Regions from separate parts of the Mus musculus genome. Here region 1 is linked to region 2. Evidence: chromatin loops called from intact Hi-C (ENCODE). Cell type or tissue: heart. All regions are shown on one strand.

Region 1 (8,000 bases), 150 kb after region 2:
GGAAATGAAGGGGGATTTAAGGAGGGTCACGCTCTTTTGTCTGGCATATGACTGGGTCTGACAGTTTCAGTAGGCATATTTAGAGCACCAGGGGGAGTTGTGGGAAATAGCCTAGTGGGTCACAAAAGTTCCGCTACTGGTGCTGTGAGTTTCTCATATTTAAGCGATCATGAAACAGACAAAGGTTGAGAAAGATGGGAAGAGGGAGGGGAAGGAAGAGAGAGGAGAGAGGAGCTACCTCCTCACCAATCTGGTTTTGTTAGTCCCGTCAGTACATGGCCATGCTTCTCTGTTAATATGAGCACAGCCAGGCACAGCACCTCTGTTGGTTATTTGCTCAGTGATGGCTGAGCAAGACCAACCTGCACTGAAGCTTGTAATTAGCTTGTGACATCTGTCATCTTTTCCTCTGCGTATGAAGGAAGTTAAAACAAAACGCTTCATTGCTCTGATGATGTCTGCTATTCATTCTTGTCAGCTGTCACTGCCAGTTCACTTGTGGCTTTCTGCTCGGTAAAGGGCTCAAGACAAAACAAAAACAAAAACAAAAACAAAAATAGAAACAAGAAACCAAAGGCCAACCTCATAGAACATTGACTAGGAAAGGTCCTCTCAGAAGCCCCCGAAGAATGGCTTAGAGAAAGGGGGAATGTGGAACCGATTTAAACTGAGATGTGGCAGAGAGACCAGACACGGGTTCAAAGGTCCCTGTTTGGAGGTCGGTAGATGGAAAATGTGTGACGGGAGCAGAGGAACTGGGCTGTGCAAGGAAGCCCATCTGGGACAGTGGTTTCCAGTCTGTGCTGCGGTTCTGAGACAGGTTACTGGAAGTTCCACAAATAGCCAAAATAGGTATAGCAAGTTCAGAATCGCAGAGGACCTGCCTGTCAAAACAGAATGGTCTATAACTGCCTGTGCATTTCTATGTATGTTCCTTATGAATTCTTTCTCTTTGGTGATGGAAAAAAAAAAAGAAGTCTGATTCAGAGCTGTTTCGTGTTTACTGATTTAAGACCCAGGATCTTTGCCAGTCACAATACACTCTTCACTATTCTCCCCCATCTGGTTCTAACTGGAAATCTTTGGGGGTCGTGAAGATGAGGGAGATTACCAGTTGCCTGATCTCCAGGGAGGATTGCTGAGCCACAACTCATCCTGTGGTCTTAAAAACTGTACCGGAGCCCAGTGTTATATCCTTCGAGACTCATTTTCTGTGGCTTCTTGTAGTCTTTGGCTCTTTAGTCCCTGGCTCCTTTGGAACAGCTGGAGACTCTTGGATGCTTTACTGAGCACTAGGCTCTCTTGGGCTCAGGCCACATTGGACACCAAACTTTGTTATGACAGTGATGGAATCCAGGGCTGTCAACAGCGTGCGGCAGCAGGGTTAGCAGTGTGTCTTGTGCTAAAACATGTGAACACACTCAGAACATTTGTGTGGCGCTGGGAACTGAGCAGAGTACCCTGGAAGTGGCCAACTGTAGCTTACACGGATGCCAGGTGATCAGCCGAGTAAAGCGGCCACACATAAGTTCCCTCAAGAAAGGAAGCCAAAGGAAAGGACACAGAGGGGAAACAACCTGTGTGTCTGAGGAGGCAACACCTAGGCCCTGGGTAAAACCCTGGGGATCCTAAGGTGAGGAGGGGGATACGTACATCTTATCACTTGGAATGGGAATCTGAGAGCTCCACCTGCAAGTGGAGGCCCATGTGTCTCCAGGTCATGTAGGGTATAGGTAGGGGATGGGTTAGTATTTAAAAAGAAGAAAGCCATACGGTGTACGTCTTGTTTCTTGGAAGGCTGAATAGGTAGGTCATAAGAACCCAGGACTTGAAGGCTACCCTAGGCAACACAGTGAGACTCTGTAAATGGATCTTATTTCTACATTATTACAAAGATCAATTTTGCTACTTGTAAACTGCTTTCAAATCTTTTAGTATTTGTGTCCAGGCAAGTTTATGTTCACCAATATAAGGCCTCCAAATTGCTGCTTCATACACATGTTTATTTTGTTTGTGGCAGTCAGGATAAAACTCTTGGCCTGGTACACGCTAGGCAAGTGCTCTATCACCAAGTGACAGTGTCAAGTTAGGCTCATGTGCTTTTAGCATTCAATACACTGGAACTTCTAATAGGACTACTGCATGGTCCTTCTCCAATGCTCCTGGATCTGGTCCTTTAAAAACGTCTAAGTCAGCATGCAGCTGCTGGTGTGTCCATCGGCATGCAGACATGAGCATAGCTATCTTTGATGCTGTCCCATTCACCGTCAAATCATGAACCAGCCTGGGAGCCTTTTGATGGATAAATGGATAAAGGAAGTGTAGCATATACATTAAATAGAGTATTATTTAGTTCTAAGGAATTAAATACAGCCGATATTAAATCCCACCTTTTTAGGACAGTGCATAGACCTGCTAATAATTGTGTAAAGTAATGACCTAGAATGGAGACTGTTAGAGATGAAGAAGCAGGAGGGGGATAATAGGGGTGGATATGATCAAACTGTATGGGTGTTCGAAATGCCACTTCTAACCTGTGCATAATCACGTCTCATAATCACTGCTCATGGTTAATAGGCAGTAAGACAAGGCACGCAGATGGGGACTACCACAGTATACACCTGTCCAGACAGCCTTGAGACTTGGTCTGTCTGCATCATGATGAGAGCTGTGCAGCAGAGTCGCCTGGAAGCTTTGAAAAACCCCGACACCAGGCAGCCCTCAGTGACTATGACATGGCAATTCTGGCTTCTAAGGGGGTCAAATCTTCTGTGGATGTGAGTTAGAAGTACTCAAGGCTGTGAGAACAGCCTCTGGAATACAGACCCATGGGACAGGGCTAGGGCAGGGTTAGGGATAAGGCACCAGTTCCTTGCCAGACTTAAGCCTGCCTTTCGGAGGCAAAGGAGCAGTCCAAACCTTTGGAAATGAGTGAGGACCTTCTGCCCTGCTAGGCCACAGGTGGCATCTATGATATACCATTGATGCTGCCCCTTTAAGCTTTCTACCATCTCAGAGTTTCCCCCGGGGTTACTTCAACCTTGGGTTTCTAGGCTGCATACGCGAATAAGGCAGGAAATTCAAGGCCTGTCCACGCTGGAAGGCATGCAGGAAATGGCCATGTGCTCTATCTAGAGGTATTAAGCAATCACTGTTTCTTTGCAGTTGTATTGCAGGGTGGTGCATTATATGTGGAAGAAGCTGGGGGGTGAGGGTAGGGAGCACGGAATGGTTGGTGCTATTTCCAGGACCACAATGTCCTCCTTGCACCCTGTCCTAAAATTTGGCTATTCTTGATTTTTTTTTTCATGTGCTTTCTGAGAACTCTGGAATTCTCCTTTGCAGAGCAAATCCTACAATTAATTGGGATATGATAAGGGGACCTGTTTTTCAGCCTGGTGGACAGCAGTAAAGCAACCAAGTAAAAAGCCTATGAACTATCAACTCTTCACCAGAGCTCTTTAACTCCTCCTACCTATAAAGGCTGCGGGCCTTTATACCAAAAGAGGAAATCAAGGTATTGCAAACTTAATGACTCGGCTAAGTGCTCAAAGCCAGTTCGAGGCACACAGTACTGGGCTCCAGTTGTGCTGAGCACAGAACTGTGTTTTCCTCAGGATCTGATACCCCATGGGTCACCAGCTCGGTTCTTGTTAGGTGGCACAATCTGGTTGCGATGTAGACGTGAGTTGACCCATCTAATTTTGGTTTGGGTGGGAACACAGAGGCTGCTCAGAGGAGCCAAGCCATCTGGGAATCAGAGCCATTCTTCCTGGAATCTGGGACATCTGGCAAGGATGCAGGGATTTTGGAATGCCCCCAAGGAGATGCAGTGACCCTCCAAATGCCCCCAAGGAGATGCAGAGACCCTCCATTGCCTCCACCCCCGGAGGGATACAGAGACCCTGGAATGTTCTGCGTGGATGTAGATATTCTGGGATGTGGGGCAGAAACTCCACAACCCAACCTATCCGGCTCCCAGGGCGGGGCATTGGCACTGGGCCAGCTAGCTCCGAGCCCGAGGCTGAGGACGCTGGCCTGCAGTCTCCGCCCGCTGCACGCCCCCGCGGGCGGCTCAGAGTGGGAGCAGCGTGCTGCTCAGAAGGTCTTAGCTGGTGCGGGGTTCCAGGAGCCGCCTGGGAGCGCGGCGCCCACCTAGAAGGGCGGGAGCCCAGCTGGTGCCCGCCTGCCCCAGAGCGGAAGGAATGTGACCCCCGAGCGAGCGCGGAGCAGCCCTTGAGCGGCTCCCAGGGCTCCGGTTGCTCCCGGCCTGAACGGGTTTAGTTCGGAGCTGCTGGATTGTTGAACATCGCCACTGGGGCACCCGGGCACGCCCAGGTAGGAGAAAACTAGAGAGTTCCTGAAATAGGGTCGCAAGGCCTCAGAGCTGCCTTGACCCAGACAAATGCCTTTCTTAAGTTACTCCCAGTAGCCAGCAGGTCAGCGTTCTCTGTGGATGTAGGATAAAGGTAGTGACAGTTTAGTCCTCCCCCTTTCTGGTGTGTGTGTGTGTGTGTGTGTGTGTGTGTGTTGGGAACTTGCCCAACTCTTTAAGTTTGCTCTAGGTAGATGAGTCTCCCTTGAGTAAATTGCTCCCAGGCCTTGAAATTGGGCCAAATGCAACTAACTTGTTCAGGAGTGTCCCTCTTAGAGGTTTGGGCTCAGAAGAGAGGTCTTAATGAGGCAAGAAGTGGATTCCTTAATGCCCCTGATGAGATGTCTCCTCTCTCCAGACAGGTCGATACTGGGGAATGTAGATGCATTATTTACAAAACCACACAGCACTTGGCTGTTTATAGGGCCCCTTATTCTTACCGCCCTTTCTCCTCCCAGAAGTCCTGTAGGTGAGATGCCAAGGTCACCTTGCTTTATATCAGAAGCTTAGCGGCTATCTTTTCTGAGGATTGGCACCCTCTGAGCTTCAGATCCCCTTGGGGAGACCGGGTGAGTGAGAGCGGCTGCCAGGGAAGGCAGGTAGACTCATCTTCCCACCAGGCTAGCTCTCTGTACTGCTTCCGATGTTCACCAGCTGGGAGCATCCCATCTTTCTGACCCCAAGGAACAGCCTAGGAACTGAGACAACAGAATCTAATCAGTTGGGCTACTTGGGCCATGATAAAGAAGAGATGAAGTCTATCTGTCATTGGAATTGGTGCCCGAGTCATCCTCACTTAATAGTAGTCTTCTGGGTGGTGGATATCCCACATGGAATCCCATGGCTGTGAGCTCCAGGAGCTGGTGCTGGTGACAAGTACTACCTCTTCCCCCTCTTAACTTACCAAGCAGCTGCTGGCATCCTTTTCTATTTTGATCTCTTCTAATTTCTTAATATCCTACCCATTATCTAATTTAATTATATATACACACATCTTAAACTAGCTTCTGACCTAAGTGGAAACATCGTGGGCTGGCTCCCATTCTGGTGCATAGTATTTACTTGCCAGTAGGCTCAGTCTTGGGTGGCCATTTGTTCTAAATTCTCACACAGCCTTGGCTCTGCTGAAGCCCCATGCTGTGATGTGGCAGGAGAGTGCTCTTCCTACTCCCGAGGCTTGTAACATGTAACATCTTCCGCTGAATCTCCATCCCAGTGAGACCGCTTAGCATTAGCTTTCCTCATTCTACCAAACCAATAGTCACTGAACGCGACTATGTCCCAGGCACTGGGGGAAGTATGAGGGAAAGTGAAGGAACTAAATGAAAATCCCCGTCTTCTCATGCATAGGCCCTCTTGGCAAGTCATAGACTACCAGAAGGCTCCCCCCCCCCCGCCCCCCAGAAGAGTACTTTGAAATTTACCTCTTTGCAAAGCCTGTGGGTCTGGCTGCCCTGTAGGACACAGTAGAGAGGGCGGGGAGACAGTAGTCATACATGTAGCTCAGTGGTTTTCTAAGGAAGAGCAGGGATTCTGAGATATACTCGCAGGCCAGCTGTGCAAGAGAACCAGGATGGATTGGAAACCTGCGGATGGGAGGGACCAGCAGGGAGTGTCTACTCACCTGCAGTCAGAGATACTATAGAGGGAACAGCTTGTTGGTGAGCCAGGCCATTGCAGTGGGACAGCCATTGCATACAGTACGGGGAAGAGCATAGATCCTCAAGAGTCTGAGTCTGTACGGTGGATCTATTGTGAACCTGCCACTTCAAAGCAGAGAGGTTATCAGGACCCTGACTCATTGGCCATGACCTGCCCCGTGTGTTGTTCTTAAATGTGCTGGCACTTGATCTGCATCTCCCTCTCTCTGTGGTTGCGGCATGGTTAGTGCTACAGGAGAAGGACCTGCAGAGTTAGCAACCTCACTCTCCTCTGCTTGCTTGCCTGCTGGGGCCTCCGGAAGCACCATATTCCTAGCCAGACCCGGTGCAAGAGTGGGCAGAGGGGCCCTGCCAAAGAGAACTGTCACTAAGCGTGGAGAGTCACTGGAGATTTTTCCAAGTCCCCTGTCCCTTTGGTTTCCAAACTGTCTCTTCCTCCTGTGTGTCCTTTGGCATACATATGACCAAATGATTGAGGCATTTTTCTATCTCACCTGTTTTGTGAGGGATTTATAAGATGTCATAAATTAAAAAAGAGTGAGAAAAAATGGAATGTCAAAAATGACCCGGAAAGCCCCAGCTGTCAGTGTCTTCAAGGTAAATGTAAAATACTCGAGAAAATAAAACTGATGTAAAGTCAGGTAGAAACTTGTATTTGGTTTTGATTAAAGGGGCAGGAAGAGCAAGACGTAGGCCTCTGAAGTTACCCGTTCTGCAAGCACAGGTTAGGAACCACAGCACAGCTTCCAGCTGACAGAAAGGCTCTCCAGAGCCTGGCTCTGCATGTCTGGCCACCTCAACTCAAAAACCCAGGTCACCTAAAAGTATAGCAGTGGCTCCCAGGGGGATGAAGTGAAAGATGAGCCGCTGTCCCTTTCAGTCAAAGAATCTTACCCTGTCGATTACCCAACACTTTTGTGTACATATTTTTAAACAACCTGTTTGCAGATCCAAATTTATATCATAAAACTTAGCTGTTCTACCATTTTTAAACAGCAGTATGGTGTTTAAATGTAAAGAAGACATAAAAGCACTTTTATTAAACTCACTTATTTCAGCATGTCAGTTCTTAGGGTAAGGCTATGCAGCATTTTATATAAGTTGACCAGAGAGAATAGCATGGTAGCATACATAAGTCTTCAGGGGGAACAGAGGAGCTAGTGGCCACATGCAGACCTGGTCTTGATCAAGTCAAGGTCTCAGTGCAGTCAGAGGTGAATCTTCTAGTCGTCACAACAGTGATAAACCTCCCTAGCCTTTCAGTATGTATGGGAGTCATGCCAACTCTGCATTTTCTATAAATGTGGAGTGGACTCAGGGGTTAAGCTCAAAACAGCAAAACCTTTTCTGTTGCGTGGGACACCTGGTGCTCATGAAGAAGAGGAGTCAACTCTTCATGAACAGGACTGCCTTGTGTTGTTCCAGATTCTAGAATCTGACCGACACCCAAAGTGTCTCCTGCCACCACATCCTACATGTCTCTAGGGACTTAACCTGACTGGGGGAAGCAACGGAGAAGGGACAGACACTTACATATAGAAAAGCTGGTATTCTCCAATGATGGAGAAGCCCCATCGCCTTGGCAGCTCTGTGTGTTTATTATATATCGTCAAACAGAGAGGTGCAGTTACTATGTGCAACTGTACCAGGAGGCAGGATTTCTTGTATACAGATACAAAGGAGGAAGGGTATTGGATGTAGCTGAGCACAGAAGCAAGGTGCACTGATCTCCGTAGAATCCATCTCTGAAGAAGAGCAGTCTTCAGGCTGTAGACATCCAGAAGGGAGAAAGCTATGATGGGCACGTTCTGCACACACTGTCAACATCCACACTTAGACCCACGAGGGAAGGCTCTGGCATTTTCTGGAGCCTAGCCTGGGGAAGGAATCGAAGGCACTGGGACTCATGACACTACGTCAACCACATACACTCACTAGCTCCTCATGTTCCCCTTCTGTAGTCT
Region 2 (8,000 bases):
GTCTCTGAGTAGGTGATACGAGTGTCCCATGTAGGGCCAAGCACTCAGAGTCATTTATTCTTTCCATTTGTGCCACCTTGAGTCTCTGTATTGCCAGCCACTGAAAACAGAGGCTCCTCGGGTGAAGGCTGAGTGCAGCTTTCATCGATGGGTATAACACAAACAGCAGTAAGTTTTCACTTAGGAGCTATGGCCTCTCTAGCCTTGCAGAGCAAGTGTACAGAACCACGCACAGGTTTCTTCCTGGGGAGGAAGCCTCAGATCTACCCAGAGAGCCATTGGTTACCTCTGTTAGAGCCATGCCATTACTCCACCAGGAAGCTGCAGCTCACAAGGTCCACTTCTTTGGATGTATATATTGTTAGGCTTTAAAAATTTTTTTGGAAGTAATTTTTACACCTTTTTTACAATTGATTCTGATGGTCTCTCTCAGTTGGTGTGTTATTTATCATCGGTAGCTATTCATCTTAGGGTCTTAGCTAATAGAATTATATTTTTCTTATTTTATTTTGTTTCATTTTCATTTGTTTTGACTGCTGCAGTTAAATGCAGAGCCTCATCTAGGCAGAGCACATGACCAACCTGCCAGCTCCTTGTTTTTCTATTTTAAACATTCAATTTTATTAATCTCTTCCATCCCTTCATCCATTTTCCCTCACATTTCCAGCGCCACACACACACACACACACACACACATTTACCTCTGGCCTTTTCTCAGTTCTAAGGACAACATTTGGTGTGTTCAAGTCTTCCTCAAACACTTGATAGCATCATAGTCCTAGAATCATGGGCGGTCTGAAAAACAATCAAAGTATCTTTCCAAATTAGTTGTTTTCTCCAAGTTCCTGCTATATAGTTTTGTTCGTGTTTTTTTTTAATTAAAAAAAATTTTTTTTTTTAAGAGTCCAAACACAAAGTTCTCAGCAGTCTTCTGAAACTAGAAATCAGTTGGTAAAGCATTCTTAGGGGGAATCTCAGTGCCCTGGGCTCGGGAATGAAGCTTCTGCAGTGGTCCTTCATGAAAGGCACAGGGCACACAGCTTGTAGATAGCAGTCAGGCGTGATGGTTTTGTATCACAAGAAGTTAAAAACTCGCAGGAGGTAAGCCGCACTCTTCAAGGCAGGGCAGACTGGGTATGGCGGGGGCAGGAAGCTGTTCTTACGTTCATTTGGTTTTGTATTTCTGTCTTTCCAATCATTGCCTTTTTCCTTTTTCTTAACAAACAATTAGAAACGCATCCCACTGTGAGCAAATGTCTGTGGAACTCAAGGTCTTTAAGAATACTGAAGCATCTCTGCCTCATGTCTCCTACTTGCAAATCTCAGCTCTCTCCACCACCGGGTTACTAGTGTGCCCTGACCTGAAAGAATTCATCTCCAGCAACGCTGATGGAAAGATACAGTGGTATAAGGTAATGCTTTCAAAATGCATATGCCACAAAAATATCTCAATGGTTGTAGAACACATATGTAAAAATCTATTTGAAGACAATATATTTGTGTAGACACATAGATAATTATGTATTTAGAAATATAAGATTAATTAAAATGGCGATGATTAGATTAGTATTTTATGGTTTGGATAAGGGTCATGCAGGCAGAGTGTGAAATGATTTCAGAGTCAATAGCTGCTAAAGAGCTTTTTGAGTGTCACTTGCCTAAAAATAACTAGGAAAAACTGCTCAAAACAACCCTGTTAATTTTTTACAAAAATTTTATATCCATGTTTAAGATATCTTTTTTATTTTTAAAGCACAAGGCAACTTTTGGGTTGCAGGAATAAATACTGTTGCAGTTTCTCCTTTGTATCCTTAAGAAAAGTAGCAAATATTTTATGGCTTCTCTGTGAGGTCATTGCTTTTTTTAGGAGACATTGTTGTTTACAACGCAGGCTGCAAATTATAGCCTAGAGCTATCATCTGTCTCTGTAACTCATCAAGTATGGAGAGTTTTCAGGTTTTAAATGCTTGAAAAAAAATGAAAAGAATACTCAAGTGCATGTGACCATTGACTAAGGCTCACACTCCCATGTCCATAAGCACATTTGTATCGGGGTTTCCGTTTACGTATTTTCTTTGTCTGTTCCACTGTGTAGTAAGACAGAGACCGTGTGGTCTATGTGGGCAATAAACTATGTCCCATCTGGCTCTTATCTGTAAGGACTTGCCCACCCCTGATGCAGACTATAGAGAGATGCTGAGAAGGCTTGTATTCCTTTAGTCATTGATAAGAGTTCGTCCTTTAATCAATAGGTCAACCAGCTGATCGTCAGTATTAACATCAAGATGTGTACACACACACATGCACATATGTATGTGCACATATTTATATACACCGTAGCAATGCAATGCTGGAAACTTTAAAATGCCTTCCTGAAAGTAGTTTGTGCCTATGGATAAGCCTGGGGAACCACAGAGAGCCTTCTCTTGGTTTAGAAAGAGCAGGCAGAGGACACATACAGAACTCCCCTGCAGAGGATGAAACATAGATCTGGAAACAATGTGTCTGGGTTAGAAACCTTCCTTCTTTTAGTTTGTTGCATTTGCTTCCTGTCTTGTAGCTGTTGCTGCCGTGAGCAGGATGCCCGGCTTCCTGGAACTGTTTTGAAGGCTAGGGATGGAGTACTGTGCATGCAGCCCCTGCACCATGCTTAATCAATGGGGCTGGCATGGGATGTTAACAATAGCCGCGCCTCCCACAGTCCCCCTGAGCATTGCTAAGTACTTACTCTGCTCCCCCTGTTCTCACCTCAGGGGCAGGGGCTGCTCACTTCTCCCCTCTCCAGAGGACAGGGACAGAAGAAACTGACTCAAAGTCTACGTTTATAGAGCAACTGTCATAATGTGCCCTGCATTCATATTTGTCTACTCAGGCTAGGAGCTGTGAGATTTCCCCCCTTTAATTAAGTATATTTTGAAGAAGGGCCATGGCAGTCTCTGAAAGCCTTGATCTCTGATCACATTTTTTTTTCTTTTAAAGATTTATTTCTTTATTATATGTAAGTACACTGTAGCTGTCTTCAGACACACCAGAAGAGGGCATCTGATCTCATTACAGATGGTTGTGAGCCACCATGTGGTTGCTGGGATTTGAACTCAGGATCTCTGGAAGAACAGAGCCATCTGAGCCATCTCTCTGGCCTCTGACCACATTTTATCTCCTCCACTCCCTCTCTCCTTTCCACCTAATCCCTCCTTCCCAACCAACCCCTCCTTCCCACCCCTCCCTTCTCCCCACTCCTTCCTCCTCCTTCCCACCCCTCTCCCTTCCCCCCCAATCCCTCCTCCCCACCCTCTTTCCTTTCCACCCCTCCCTCCTTTCCTCTTTTCTTCCTTATCACCCCTTCCCCCACCGTTGACAGGGTTTCTCCATGTAGTTGAGTCTGGCCTCAAGCTCACAGTCCTCCTGTCTCAGCTTCTCAAGTGCTGAGATTACAGGTACAAAATACCATGCGCAGGGTTCTCGTGTACTGAGGCTATGGAACACTCAAGATGTTTTTACCTGGCCTACTCCTTCCATTTTCCCTGGAGGCCTTGCTCCCGAGGGCTCTGTTTTGTCAAGAACCTCTAGGACTCTATGTCTTTATGAGAAGATGGACCCCATCTCTCCTATTTTTCTATTTACAAAATTTCCTTTCCTGTAGTAAGTCCTAAATTGAAATAATTTTTAGATAAATTCCTCCAACATGGTCTCTTCCAGCCCTAGGTTTTCATGTCTTCCTGGCTGTTTAGTAGTGATTTTCTTTTCTTTTTTCTTTTTTTTAAAACAATTTTTCATTAGATATTTTCTTCATTTACAATTCAAATGCTATCCCAAACGTCCCTTATACCCTCCCTGACCCTTCTCCAACCCACCTACTCCCGATTCCTGGCCCTTATATTCCCCTAGTAGTGATTGTTCTTGATACTGCTCATAGTCAGAAGAAGGCAGTTAGATCTTAAGTATATTTGTACTTAAATGGTTTAAAATAACTTAATCTTTAAAAAAATGTATTCTTTTTTTTTTCTAAATGGAGCAGGGGGGCACACCCATGTCACCCTAGAAGCCAGGAGGCTTAGGCAGGAGAATCAAGAGTTTAAGTCTAGTGTGGGCTACATGACAAGATTCCACCCTAAGGGGGAAAAATTGGTCATTTCTCTAACAATACAGCTAAAAATGCGCCACAAAGACAAAATGGCCAAAGTAAGTATATGCCAGGGAATCTCTTGGGTTGTAGATTCCACATCGATTGACAACAACACTCAATGTTCAAGAGCGATGTTATTCTATAATGTAACTCTCAGATGCATCTCCCCTCTAGGGCGCCATACTCTTGGATAAAGGCAATAAGGAATTTCTGAGTGCAGGAGACCCCACACGCCTATTGATATCCAACACGTCCATGGACGATGCAGGCTATTACAGATGTGTTATGACATTTACCTACAATGGCCAGGAATACAACATCACTAGGAATATTGAACTCCGGGTCAAAGGTAAATACATACCACCGAGGTACCTGTCTTGCTTGGTTCTAGAAGCAGCTTGATAATAAATTCAGGATCACCTAAAAATCCTCGAATGTCTTTGGCATGAAGGAAAAAGAAAAACATGTTTATCAACTATTCTAGATGTTACTAAACCACGAACAAGATACTTTAAGACGTATAAGGCAGGGAGTTCTAAGAGAAGGAGAGTTAATTCTTGGTCAGGAAAGGGATGAAAGCAGGTATTTGAAGGTTGCAATGCTAAAACTCACCACTAGAGGGGGTACAAACTAAGGCGTCCTGGGAAATGGAAGGTTCATGAGCTCTGAGCTGGTACGGACACTCTTGTCAAGCCTTAAAATATACTTCGGAGGGACTGAGAGTTTACTGCAGTGGTTCTAAACCTGTGGCTCACGACCTGTTTGGGAGGTCACCTATCCTTCATGTCAGGTATTTCCTATATAATTCGTAACAGTAGTAATTTACAGTTATAAAGTAGCAACTAAATAACTTTATGGCTGACATAAAATGTCCACATGAGGACCTGTATTAAAGGGTCACAGCTTTAGGAAGGGTGAGAACCACCATTTTACTAGGTTTTTGACCAGAGCGCTGAGCAGAGTGCCAATTGTGGCTCTTTGTACAGGCTGACTACTACCTGCCTGAGAGTTTGACAACAGAAACCTTCAAAATCTTGATTTTTTTCCAAGAATTGGCATATTTTCACCAGCATAATGAAATCTTGGATATAGGCACAAGTTTAAACATGAAATTAGTGTATGCTTCATATATATTTTTTACACATAACCCAAAGATAGTTTGATGTGATATTTTGTTTACATCTTTTTTTGAGACGGGGTCTTGGGCTATACTTGGTCCAGTGGCTATAAGCTGGCTTCTAACTAGAGAACGTACTGTAGCTCTTCCATGCAGAGGTAACTCATGACTGCCACCAGGTCGACTATCACAGTATTTTAATTAATTCTGTGCATTCAAACAAAGTCTTACAGTATGGAATTTCCCACGCACAGCATTATATTGTTGCTTAACAAGTTTCAGGTCTTAGAGTAACTCAGATTTTGCAAACCCAGAGAAACGATGCTCGGCCTATGCCAGGACAGATTATACGTGAAAAGAACGTGATAGGCAGAGCTGGCCAGTATTGAACAGTCGTTTAATGTAGTCGTTTACCCCCAACTCTTACATGCTGGAGAGGAAGCGAGGTGAAGGGAAAATAGAATCAAATATGTGAGCCCCAGAGACTCATTCGTGTCACTATCCTGCCTGAACCGAAGCCTCTGGCCTATATTTGTTTTCCTGTCCTGTGAGAAGAGAACAGGCTCACATCTTCTTGCTCAGTTCAGGGTGGTGTCTGAGAACGGGCTTCACCACTCGTCTGTGTGATACTGCACAGAAACACTAGGGGGCGGCAGACCTGCGTATTGTACCGAGTTGTGAAACTAGGGCCACACAGTGGTTCTTAAATGGGGCTGCCCTGTCTGGCCTCAGTGGGAGAGGAAGCACCTAGCTTTGCAGAGACTTGAAGTGCCAGGGTGGGGTGGGGGTGGGGGATACCAAGGGGCGGGGCAGCACCTGCTCAGAGGAAAAGGGGCTGGGGGGAGGGGGAGGGGTTGTGGGAGGGGGTGACCGGGATCAGGGCAGTAAGTTCGATGTAAAGTGAGTAAGTAAAATAAAATAAAATAAAATCAATCAGTCAATAAATCAAATCAAATTTGATGAGTTGCACACGAGATAATTTAAAAAAAGTGGGTCCTGAACCAGACACAGTAGAGTTACCTGAGGATTCATCACACACACAATCCTAGTGCTCCTCACACAGGGAAGGAAGATCTGAGTGCTCCTCACATGCGCAGTCTGACTGTAGCGCCCCCCCCCCCGCCCCCCGCCCCCCCCACCCCCCGCCCTCAGACTCCAGTAGTACCTGCACAGGAGACTCTAAGGTCCTATGCAGATCTGATAAATAGGCGCTTGGGAGCTGAGGTGCTGTAATCTATATTTCCCAAGCACTTTACCTTCAAGGCCGTGGTGTAGGCACACCCTGGTCTCATCTGGTGCTTACATGGTAACTTAAGTGCTTGCTTTTTTAGTAGTAGAAACAAGAACAAGAAAAATGGGTCCAGTTGAGGGATGGCTCCCAACCCTCTTCTCACTCCCCAGCTGGCTCCTTTGCTCCACTTCAGGTGCCCAGTTTCTTCAAGCTGGTTCGAATCCTTTGGAGGTCCACTCCAACCTCCCTAAGGAGTTAATATGACATCAGTGACCAAGGTGTGTCACTGAATTTAGTTCCCAGTATGGGATTGGTCTTCCACACAGATGGCTCTCTAACCCACTTTCCGACCCCCCCCTTGCTCCCCCCCCCCCCCCCCCCCCCGCCTGCTCTTGAAGACATGGCTCTTTAATCTTGAGGGAGGGCAAAACATGCTGTGGAGACCATAAGTGTGCATTCAGGAAGCCCGGGAGAGGAATAGCTAATTGTTCAACGCAGAGCAGATAACGAAGACCATCTGCCAGAAGAATGTGTAACCATGGCCTCGTCCGGGAATGCCTCTGCCGGGAAAAGCATTGGCTTAAGATGCTCAGTTTCATGGAGAGGCCCATTTCCTTTGCCAGACAGAGGCGGAATCTCACAATGTCTGCTCCCATGGGGGCAGGGCCACTTAATTAGCTAAATAAGCAAATCTGAATCTGTACTGGAAACCAAGGCGACCTCCTCATGCAATCTCTTTTCCGTTCTATCTTCTCAGGAACAACCACGGAACCCATCCCTGTGATCATTTCTCCCCTGGAGACAATACCAGCATCATTGGGTAAGGATCTACAAGAATTGTGTGGCCCACGAACCCATGGTGGTGCCTGAAACCATCAGAGGGTTTGGGACCTGTGCCAGCTGACCACATTATGCTTTTGGGTGCACAGTGCCTGAGTGAGGCCCACGAACCACACTATGTAGGGGCCTGACATGACCACCGAAGGGACCTTTGTCTTCAAGTATTGTTTGGCAGTATTGCCATTCTTTGAGAGCAATGATACTTTATTTCCTGAAAGTTAGACCCACAAAAACCTAAATGTTACGGGGAAAATAATTTGGTAATAGTTATTAACTGTAGGAAGGGGGTCCACAGAGTTGGCTGGCACCTTTAGTACATTCAACTTAATTCTCGTTCTCAATATTTAGCAGCTACTCAGAATTCCTATAAGACTCTCTTTGTCAAACAGAGCCAGCAGCGACTGCAGATAGTTCCCCGTGATTAGAGTAGCTGGTATATTCACCAATGGTATGATGAAAAGGGGTTTCTGTTTTTACCCCTGCTGATGCAGGACGTCTGGCCAACAGACTTGTTGGATGGTCCGTAGTGGGTGTCCAGTGAAGGCACATTAGTGAACTGTAGCGATCCTTTCTGAAGCTCATGGGAGGGAAGGGCTGCCCATGTACTGAGCATCTACTCTGCCTGGTGGGTGTGCATTTCATGTCAACACTGACTCTCTCCGAAGGTCTTATTTCTACTGTTTACC

Evidence for each region. Peaks named below come from ENCODE experiments on the same cell type or tissue, not always from the same donor. Only the 100,000 strongest peaks of a DNase experiment are listed, where the experiment ranks them.
Region 1: a loop joins it to region 2, with 3 times the contacts of the local background. A loop is called at or near these places in 7 of 42 quality-filtered maps.

The regions. Positions count from the first base shown.
Region 1 is chr1:40,262,544-40,270,543 of GRCm38, forward strand. It overlaps Il1r1 (interleukin 1 receptor, type I), which reads left to right and starts at 4,043. Exons shown (of 11, transcript NM_001123382.1): 1 at 4,043-4,338. In heart, a CTCF peak has its summit at 4,109; DNase peaks (open chromatin) are centred at 1,318, 2,958 and 4,008; H3K4me3 peaks cover 1,348 bases; H3K27ac peaks cover 1,816 bases.
Region 2 is chr1:40,110,724-40,118,723 of GRCm38, forward strand. It overlaps Il1r2 (interleukin 1 receptor, type II), which reads left to right. Exons shown (of 9, transcript NM_010555.5): 4 at 1,232-1,412; 5 at 4,301-4,475; 6 at 7,232-7,294. Among named protein-coding and RNA genes, the nearest start is that of Gm16894, 29 kb to the left of the region's middle. In heart, CTCF peaks have their summits at 4,736 and 5,869 (motif pointing right); DNase peaks (open chromatin) are centred at 5,888 and 7,078.